2 separate regions of the Homo sapiens genome follow, and region 1 is linked to region 2. The links are chromatin contacts, found by Hi-C or POLR2A ChIA-PET in ENCODE. All regions are on one chromosome and are shown on one strand. The core of a region is the stretch at or near the end of the contact, and the rest is flanking DNA. Distances in the headings are between cores, read along the strand shown.

What was found. Hi-C counts contacts between places; a loop is a spot of excess contacts on that map. ChIA-PET counts read pairs that join two places held with the same protein, here RNA polymerase II (POLR2A). Pooled maps may share reads with other maps.
Region 1: a pooled map shows a loop between it and region 2 (2.5-fold over the local background). The contact joins the promoter of PPP1R1A here to the promoter of PDE1B in region 2. A Hi-C loop is called at or near these places in 1 of 168 maps with a recorded cell type or tissue (breast epithelium) and 7 of 50 pooled maps. POLR2A ChIA-PET finds 5 or more read pairs at or near these places in 6 of 52 experiments (A673, HEK293T, Panc1 and 2 more).

Annotation. Positions count from the first base shown.
Region 1 is chr12:54,587,370-54,591,342 of GRCh38, reverse strand. It overlaps PPP1R1A (protein phosphatase 1 regulatory inhibitor subunit 1A), which reads left to right and starts at 2,684. Exons shown (of 7, transcript NM_006741.4): 1 at 2,684-2,938. The coding sequence starts at 2,855.
Region 2 is chr12:54,547,016-54,551,020 of GRCh38, reverse strand. It overlaps PDE1B (phosphodiesterase 1B), which reads right to left and starts at 1,420. Exons shown (of 16, transcript NM_000924.4): 1 at 1,249-1,420; 2 at 1,036-1,161. The coding sequence starts at 1,148. It overlaps NCKAP1L (NCK associated protein 1 like), which reads right to left. Exons shown (of 31, transcript NM_005337.5): 31 at 2,778-4,005. RefSeq lists an enhancer at 242-870 and a silencer at 1,436-1,495.

The sequences.
Region 1 (3,973 bases), core at 1,435-3,934, 39 kb before region 2:
TGACTGCAGCAGGGCTGTGAACACAGGCGCCTAACATAGAAACATGCAAGCTGAGGGAAGGAGTTGGGATGAGGCAGGCTCTAACTCTTACTCACTCTAGGAAAGGTTCCAAGAGCAGGCATCAGGCCCTTTGCAGTGCCCCAGGCCTGTGTGTGAGCAACCCATACCTTCATACACCCACCGGCCCAACAGGCACTCACATAGCTATGGACATAAATAAAAGTCAAAATGACAATAAACACACACCTTCACAGACAGACCCATTCCAGCTTACCCGGCACCAAAGGCTGCACCCAGCCACACTCCACCTCCCTGCTAACCATAAACGCTTCGCCCACTTTCCCCAGTCTCCTCCTCCCAAAGCCAGTACTGGGAGCCATCCCTCTTCCCTCTCCCTCCTCTCTCCTCCGCTGCCTCTACCCCAGCACCAGCTGCTGCCGGGACCCCTCTTCCCACGCAGCCCCTCATCAGCCATCTCTCCAGAGCTCAAGCTCTCTTGGTCTCTCTCCTTACCCGTGGCTTTCAGGACAAAGGACTCTGAGAATCCGGGACTTGAGAAGGCAACATAGGGTGGGTGAGAGACTTGGGGAGGAATTTCCATGACCAGACCAAAGTTTGAGGGAGAGCACGGAATACGAAAGAGGACTAGGCAGCCTGGATGTCTGGGGTGGGGGTGGAGAGGTAACCACTCTGAGAGGTGACCACCCCTCAACTCTGCCGTCCTGCCAGGAAATAACAATAAAACCAGCAGCTACAATTAACCGTGACCTTCTATGCACCAGGTACTCTACCCAAGATGATACTCAACCCTAGGAGGTGGGATCCTCTGTCTGTTTTACAAATGAGATGGAGGCTCATGAGAGAAGCCTGAGTCCCCAGACATAGGGATGTGGGAATCCTGGCTTCACATCCCATGGTCCTGGTAGAATGGGATGGGGAATAGACAAGTCACCTATTTAGAGGATATTTGGGATCCTGCTCTGTGGATGTGTGGTTAGGAGGTGGGGTGAGTAGGAAGGAGGCCAGAGCAAGCAACTGGGCCCTAATGAGCCAGGTATCTCCCTAGCCCCCAACCGTTATCCTCTCTGCTTCAGGGCCTTCACGATCTCTTTCTCCACTGTCACTTCTTGTGGGGGGATCTGCGCAAAGGTTGGGAATGGAGACGGGGAAGCCCAACCAGCTGTTTTCCACCTGGCCCTGCCACACCAGAGAGCAAAGGGGCCCTGCAAGTGCAGGCTGGGTGTCAGGAGTCAATCCTGGAGTCCAGGTGACAGCAAAACAGGGGCCAGTTAACCTGCAGACAGAGGTCCAGCTGGCCCACTGGGTCCCCATAACCCCAGCCTTACCCTGAGAAAACTGAGCCCGACATGTGTAAAAAGATATGGCTGGGGGGAAGGCAGGACAAGTTATTTTGTGAGGTTAGAGGGGAAGGGGCCTTGTGAAATCAAGGTCTGGAAAGGGCTGCCCAGGAGAGGAGGCAACTGAGAGTTGAGGCTGACACCTTAGAGGAGAAGATGACCATATGGTTCTCCAAGAACCAGGCATGAATCTGTATGGCACTTGCCAGTTGCTTGGTTTAAGGCTAAAGAGACAGACCCCTTCCCCTCTTCCAGGACTCCCTGTGCCCTCCTCCCCATCCCCAGTTCTTCTCTCCACCTTCTCCTCCCGAAAAGATGCATCCAGCCCTACCCCTCCCCAGTGCCCAGCACATCCCCTCCCCCATCTAGTGATCCCCAGTCCTTAGACCGAGCACACCAGCTCCTGTGAATATCCTGTCTCCCTCACTGGCTCGTATTGACTGGCATCTTAGTCTTCCACCAAACTAGTCAGTTCTTCCCATAGTCTAACCTCCATTCCTTCAGTTACAGCAGCTCGTTTTCAGTATCCTGCCAATAGTGAAATTAGAAACCAACCCTATCTGTAAACAAGCCACCCCACCAAAGGAGTTTCTCTCTCCCTCCCCAGGCATTTTCCCCTTGCAGGCCTTTCACCTACTTTACCATCCCCTAATTTAGCAAGCAGAAAGAGAACTCGATTTCACAAGCAGGATTGGCTCCCCACCATCGTTATTCCTTTTGTCGAGTCCCAGATGGTCCTCTCTCCCCAAGCCCTCCACCCACTCCCACAGGCACTTCGAGAGAAACGCGCCCTCCGGAGACCCTCTGAAGTCTTCAGTTTCCTCTCCCTGGCACTGAGGGAACACAGGACGGGTGTGCAGACTTCGTATTTCCCTCCAAGTTTTTACCTCCGCCTAGTGTTTTCCTTGCAAAGGAAAGTCCCTCTCGAAGTCTAACCTTAATCCCTCCTGCTGCATGCCTAAATCCCCTTTCCATCTTTTCTCTATAATACAACCCCCTTTAAAATCATAAATGCAATCTTCCTCTCGCGTTTAGTCTCCTCTCCTGCAGCGCCCCTCTACTTTCCTAGCCCCAACAACCTGCTCCGGCTAGGAGAAGTTCTTCCTAGCCACTCCCCACCCCAACGCCCTGCCCAAAACTCCGAGGACACTGAGGTATCTGCCTGAGCTGTCCACTACGACGGCTCCCGGGCCACGCCCGGACTCGGCGGCCCGCGGGGCGGTGACCCCCGCAGCCGCCGGTGCAGCCACGACGGGGTTAAGGTTCCGGGCTGGGGGAGGGGGAGGGGGCCGGGAGGGGCGGGTGCGGAGCCAATCGGCGGCGGCAGAGTCCCCGGAGCCGCGAGCTGGGAGCGCTGTGCCGGGAGCCGGGAGCCGAGCGCGCCGGGCTGGGGCCGGGGCCGGAGCGGAGCGGAGAGGGAGCGCGCCCGCCCCAGCCCCGAGTCCCGCCGCCTTCCCTCCCGCCGCAGCGCGGGCCCACCGGCCGCCGCCCCAGCCATGGAGCAAGACAACAGCCCCCGAAAGATCCAGTTCACGGTCCCGCTGCTGGAGCCGCACCTTGACCCCGAGGCGGCGGAGCAGGTGCGGAGCAGGGCGGGGCGGCAGGGCACTCGCCCAGCCAAGGACGAGGGACCCCTGGACTGGTGGGACCCAGGATCCCTGCCTAGTCCTCCCTTAGCAGTGCGCCCTTTTGAGGACGAACGCTCAGTTTGCGGGGGGCGGGGGGGGGTCTTCTGTCCCCTCCCCCACCGTCGGAGCCACATCTCGAATCTGTGCTTCTTTGAGACTGACCGAAGGAAGAGCGCCTCCACTCGATGCCTGGCCCCGCGAGAGTCGCTCTCTTCCTCCCCAGTCCTGGGGGAGGGGGCCTGCTTGAGGACACGACCCCTCCCTCCTTAAACAACCCTGCATCCCCCACCCAGTCAACCCCCACTAGAGTTTCTGAGCTTGGTGGTGGCGCTGAAGGGAATCAGCAGCAGTGCGGGAGGGGCCTGGGGAGGGGTCGGTAATGGAGAGGGAGCCTGGAAGGGTGGGAGTTGGAAGAGGAGAAACAGCTCTCCCTGTCCCCTCCTAACTGGGGGCCACCTTGCTGGGCTCCGAAAGTGATAACAGGAAGGGACTGAGGACCACTGAGAGGGCTGGGGCTCCAGGGAGAGGGGAGAGGGGTGGTCGAGTTGTAGGCTGAGGCTCCCTTCTTCAAGTCTCCGCACATGGCCCTTATTCCCAACTCCTGCCCTTTGGAGTGGGGAGTCCAGGTGGGACTGAGCCAGCAGCACTGGGAGGCCAGAGGTGGAGTCTTTCCAGGGGCTGGGGTCCAAGCTGAACAATATGCAAGGGAGAAGCACTGTGACAGCCTTGGCTCAAGGGGTGGGAGTCCAGGGCCCTGGCCCAGCCTCCTAGCCTGGTCTATTTTTAGCTCAGAGCAGCCTGGCAGAGGGGGCAGTGTATGAGAGTGTGTGAGCAAGTGTATGCCTCGGTGAGAGTGAGCGTATGTGTGGAGAGGGTGGCCACCCGTGGTCCTTACTACTCCTTGTTTGCCAAATATTTGCTTATTTGCCTATTGCTCCATCTCTTTGTAATCTCTGTCCATTTGCCTAGACATTCCCATTCCTAAAG
Region 2 (4,005 bases), core at 171-2,670:
TGGGGCCATGGATTCATCTCGGAGAGAGGGACATCTTCTCTTGTTCCCTGATTAAGAATCAACAGACTGCGGAGATTTCCCAATGGCAGCAGCTGACTGGGAGATAAACATGGTGCATGGCTTGTCTTTGACCCAATCCTCTTTTTTTTCTAAGGAGCAGGGGAAAAGTTCCTTTCCTCCCCTGGGACTGGAGTATCAGATACCTGAGTTCTTCCTTCCCCCATTTATTCCTCCCCACATGCCCTGGTACTGCAACAATAGGAAAAGATGCCCAAATGTGCTTGGAGATCCTGGAAGACCCTATATAAACAAAAAGCCTCTGATTAAGCCAGTTACCTTGCCTTTGTCAATCAATATTTCTTCACCATCATCACCTCCTTCAGCTTCCAGGTGGGGGCTCCAACCCCCCCTCCAGATTCCACGTGGGTCCCCTCATCATTAATACATAGAGTGAGTTTCCAGGCCCCAAGAGATGAGCAGCTCAGGCATGGGGTAACCCCCACCCCACTTCCTGTGCATGAGGCAGAAACTACCAATCCCAACTGAGATACATATGACCCACAGGTTGGCACAAGTATTCCCATGCAGTAGATCTACAGCTGTGTGCAATCACTCCACATACCTCTGTGACCCACGCTCACTCATGCACACACATGTCATGTGGCTCACATCTGCACAACTCTGCACATGGATATGTGTGAGTCAGCCTGGCACCTCTACTGCCCTCCTGCAGCCCTGCCACACTGCATATACTGTGCTGCCTCTAGGCGCTGCGTGTGTCAGCCTGGGGTCCACAGGCACAGGCACATCGTTACCTTTGCAACTCCTAAGCCCGCTCCAACTGGCCAGCTTGCTCCGCACATGCCTTGCACATGTGGCCTGGCCACGCGTGTCAGGGCCGTGCTTCCTCGCACCTGCCAACATCTGTGCCAAAGAGAATCTACCAGCCCACAGCCCTGCTCCAGTTATCCCCCCTCCTCCTCCCGCTCAGGCTCCCTAAGGTCCCTTCCCCCCATTCCCGGGCCGGGGACTTACAGAGACCGAAGCTTAATCCACATCTTCTTGCTGGGGGCTGACTTCAGCTCCAGGGGTGACGGGCAATCCGACTCCTCCAGCATCTCCGGAGGACTGCGGGGGGACAGCTCCATGCTCAGCCACGGTCTACGGAACAGAAGGAGGAGACAGCACCTCGGCTCAGCTTCAGCCCCAGCCGAGAGACCCTCACCCCCCATCCCAGGCCCTTCCCACCTGCGGCTGGCGTGGACCAGCCAGGCCGGTGTCTCTAGGCTCGGCCCAAGCTGGCAGAGCTGCAGCTCCTGCGGCTCCTCCTCTCCCGCTGCCCAGCCGAGCTTTGGGCTCCCAGTCCAAGCTCTCCGCACCGCCGCTGCTGCTGCCGCTACCGCCGCCGCCGCCGCGCGCTGCCAGAGCCGCCTCCTCGCCTCTCTCCTCCTCCCCCGGCCGGGTTCCCCCCTCCCTCTGCTCTCCCTCCCTTCTCCTCAGCCTGCCCGCCAGTCTCTCACTCCTCACAGCCACTCCTCCCCCTCCCAAAGGAACGATTGGAAGCCGGGGGCACACACAGACAGAAGCGCCCAAGGGCGAGCGCACGCACACAGGCGCCGGGGACGAGTGGCTGCGTGTGCCCTGTACTGGCGGATGTGAGTGCGTGTTTACAGAGTGCAGCGGAGGCGGCGGGCTGGACTTCGGTGTGGGTGGTTGTGTGGGTTCTCTCCGTGTGTTTTGAGTTTCTGTGTATGTGGTTGTGGTTCCATGTATCCACGTGTGCCTAGCTGCCTGCGTGTCCCATGTCTGAGTGCGGGGTAGGGGATGAGCACACATCTTTCCCTGCTAGATCTGGACTCGGAACCCAGTCGGACCAGACCCCACCTGTGCTCCTGTCTTGGAAAAGTTCAGGGTGTGCCCTGAGCTGTGATGGCATCCCACACTTGGCCTCGGGTCCCTCAGCTTGATCTTCCCCACCTGTCTCCAAGACTGTGGCCTTCTCCATGGTACTTCTGCCTGCCCGCCTAGCAGATAGGAATTTCTTCCAAGTTCAAAGCTCTCCAGAGCAGGCATCTTTTTTTTTTTTTTTTTTTTTTTTTTTTTTTTTGAGAAGGAGTCTGTGTCGCCCAGGCTGCAGTGCAGTGGCGCGATCTCGGCTCACTGCAACCTCTGCCTCCCCAGTTCCAGCGATTCTCCTGCCTCAGCCTCCTGGAGTAGCTGGGACTACAGGCGCGGGCCACCACGCCGGCTAATTTTTGTATTTTTTAGTAGAGATGGGGTTTCACTATATTGGCCAGGCTGGTCTCCAACTCCTGACCTCGTGATCCGCCCACGTCGGCCTCCCAAAGTGGTGGGATTACAGGTGTGAGCCACCGCACCCAGCTTAACATCTTCTTCTTTGACTAGGTAATAACTCTACACAGCCAGGAAAGCATTCCTGATATCAAAACCCCTCCTGAAGCACTTCCAGCTCATTTTTTCTGTTCTGTCTTCAGAGAAAGAAATCTAGGAGCTAAAGGCCCAGCACAAAACAGCCTAGCTGGTTAATAAACATTTGTGGAAGGAGTGAACTGGAATTTGAACTCAAGACCTTGTAAAAGGGCAAAGCCTCCTCCATCCAACCGAGTCCTACCTAGGACTCTTGCAGGAACCACCTCTCTTGCTCCATATTGTTCTCTCCCTTAATGACCACCTGCTTTGGCATTGGGGAAACTCCTATGTCAACAGAAAGTGGAGATATATTCACTAACTACTGAATCCAAAACAGGCCACTAATCCAGGATCCCAGAATGTGAATTTTAATTTCAAAAAATTCTGGAGGTTGGAAGGAGGAGTGATCAGGAGAAGGTATTTACTCTGTTCTAAATACTGAGTGGAGGCTCCTCCTCTCCCAGTCAGAGAAGGAGAAAAGAAGTGAAATGGAAGGGCGAAGAAGCGGATGAACTGTCACAGCTAAGACTCCTAACATAAAAGAATTGCCAAGTTAGGTCAGCATTTAGATTCAGCAGAAGTATCAGCAGAACCAGCTCCCAGAAAGTACAGAGGCAGAAAGAGATGGCAGAGTCAGAGATGGAGAAAAAAGTGGAAATAATAAGGGACTTCCCACCCTCTGTCCATCTACCTTTAGCACACATCCCTTGGCTTTTCCCCAGACCCAGCCAAGAAATGGCTGCATCTGAGACCCTAGTCACACTCCTACACAGTCCATTTCTGAAAATTTGGGAGCAATCTCCTCCTTATCAACTGAAAATGAAATGGGCTGGAAACTACAAAAGAATTGCAAATTAGGATGGTGCTAAAGAGCTCTAATTAGTAAATTAGGATTAGAGCTAAGGAGTTTCCAAATTTAGGCAGGTCTTTAAACTAGAATAGGTGGGAAAGAGGCAAGACATACATCCAGAGGGCTCTCTCAACATTTCTTGTTAACACAGTGTCACATCCTGCTCTCCCAAGACCCCCTGCTCCTGATTCATTTTAAGGCTAATTCACACACACACACACACACACACACACACACGCACACACACACAAAGTTATTCGTGAAAGAGACATTAGAGTTCATCCACTCTAATTCCCTTCATTTAATAAATGGGAAAACTTCATAGACAACACAGTTTGATGGAAAAAGTAAAAATAAAAATAAATGAGAACTAAACTAACCCAGAAAAATTATAGGGTCTCACAGAGAGTAAGTGATAAAACCAGAGCCAAGTCTATCAGCCTTTTTCACTCTGTGGCTCCTTTCACTTTCTTTAGTCACCAGTCCTGGTGTTTAGTCTCAACCTCATTCCTCTTGTTGCAATACAATCCCATTTCTACCTTGCTGCGTCTCTAAACAGATAAGAATTGGGTATACTTGTTCCACTCTGAGGCTCAAAAGACAACTATTCTCTCCCTGTCTTTTCCTCTTGTCCTCATCCCCCACCTTTCCCAGGCTCCTTCTCATTCCTCTCCTTTTCAGCTTCTAAACTGCCCCCTACCCCTAGGAGGCTCTGCCTCCTCACT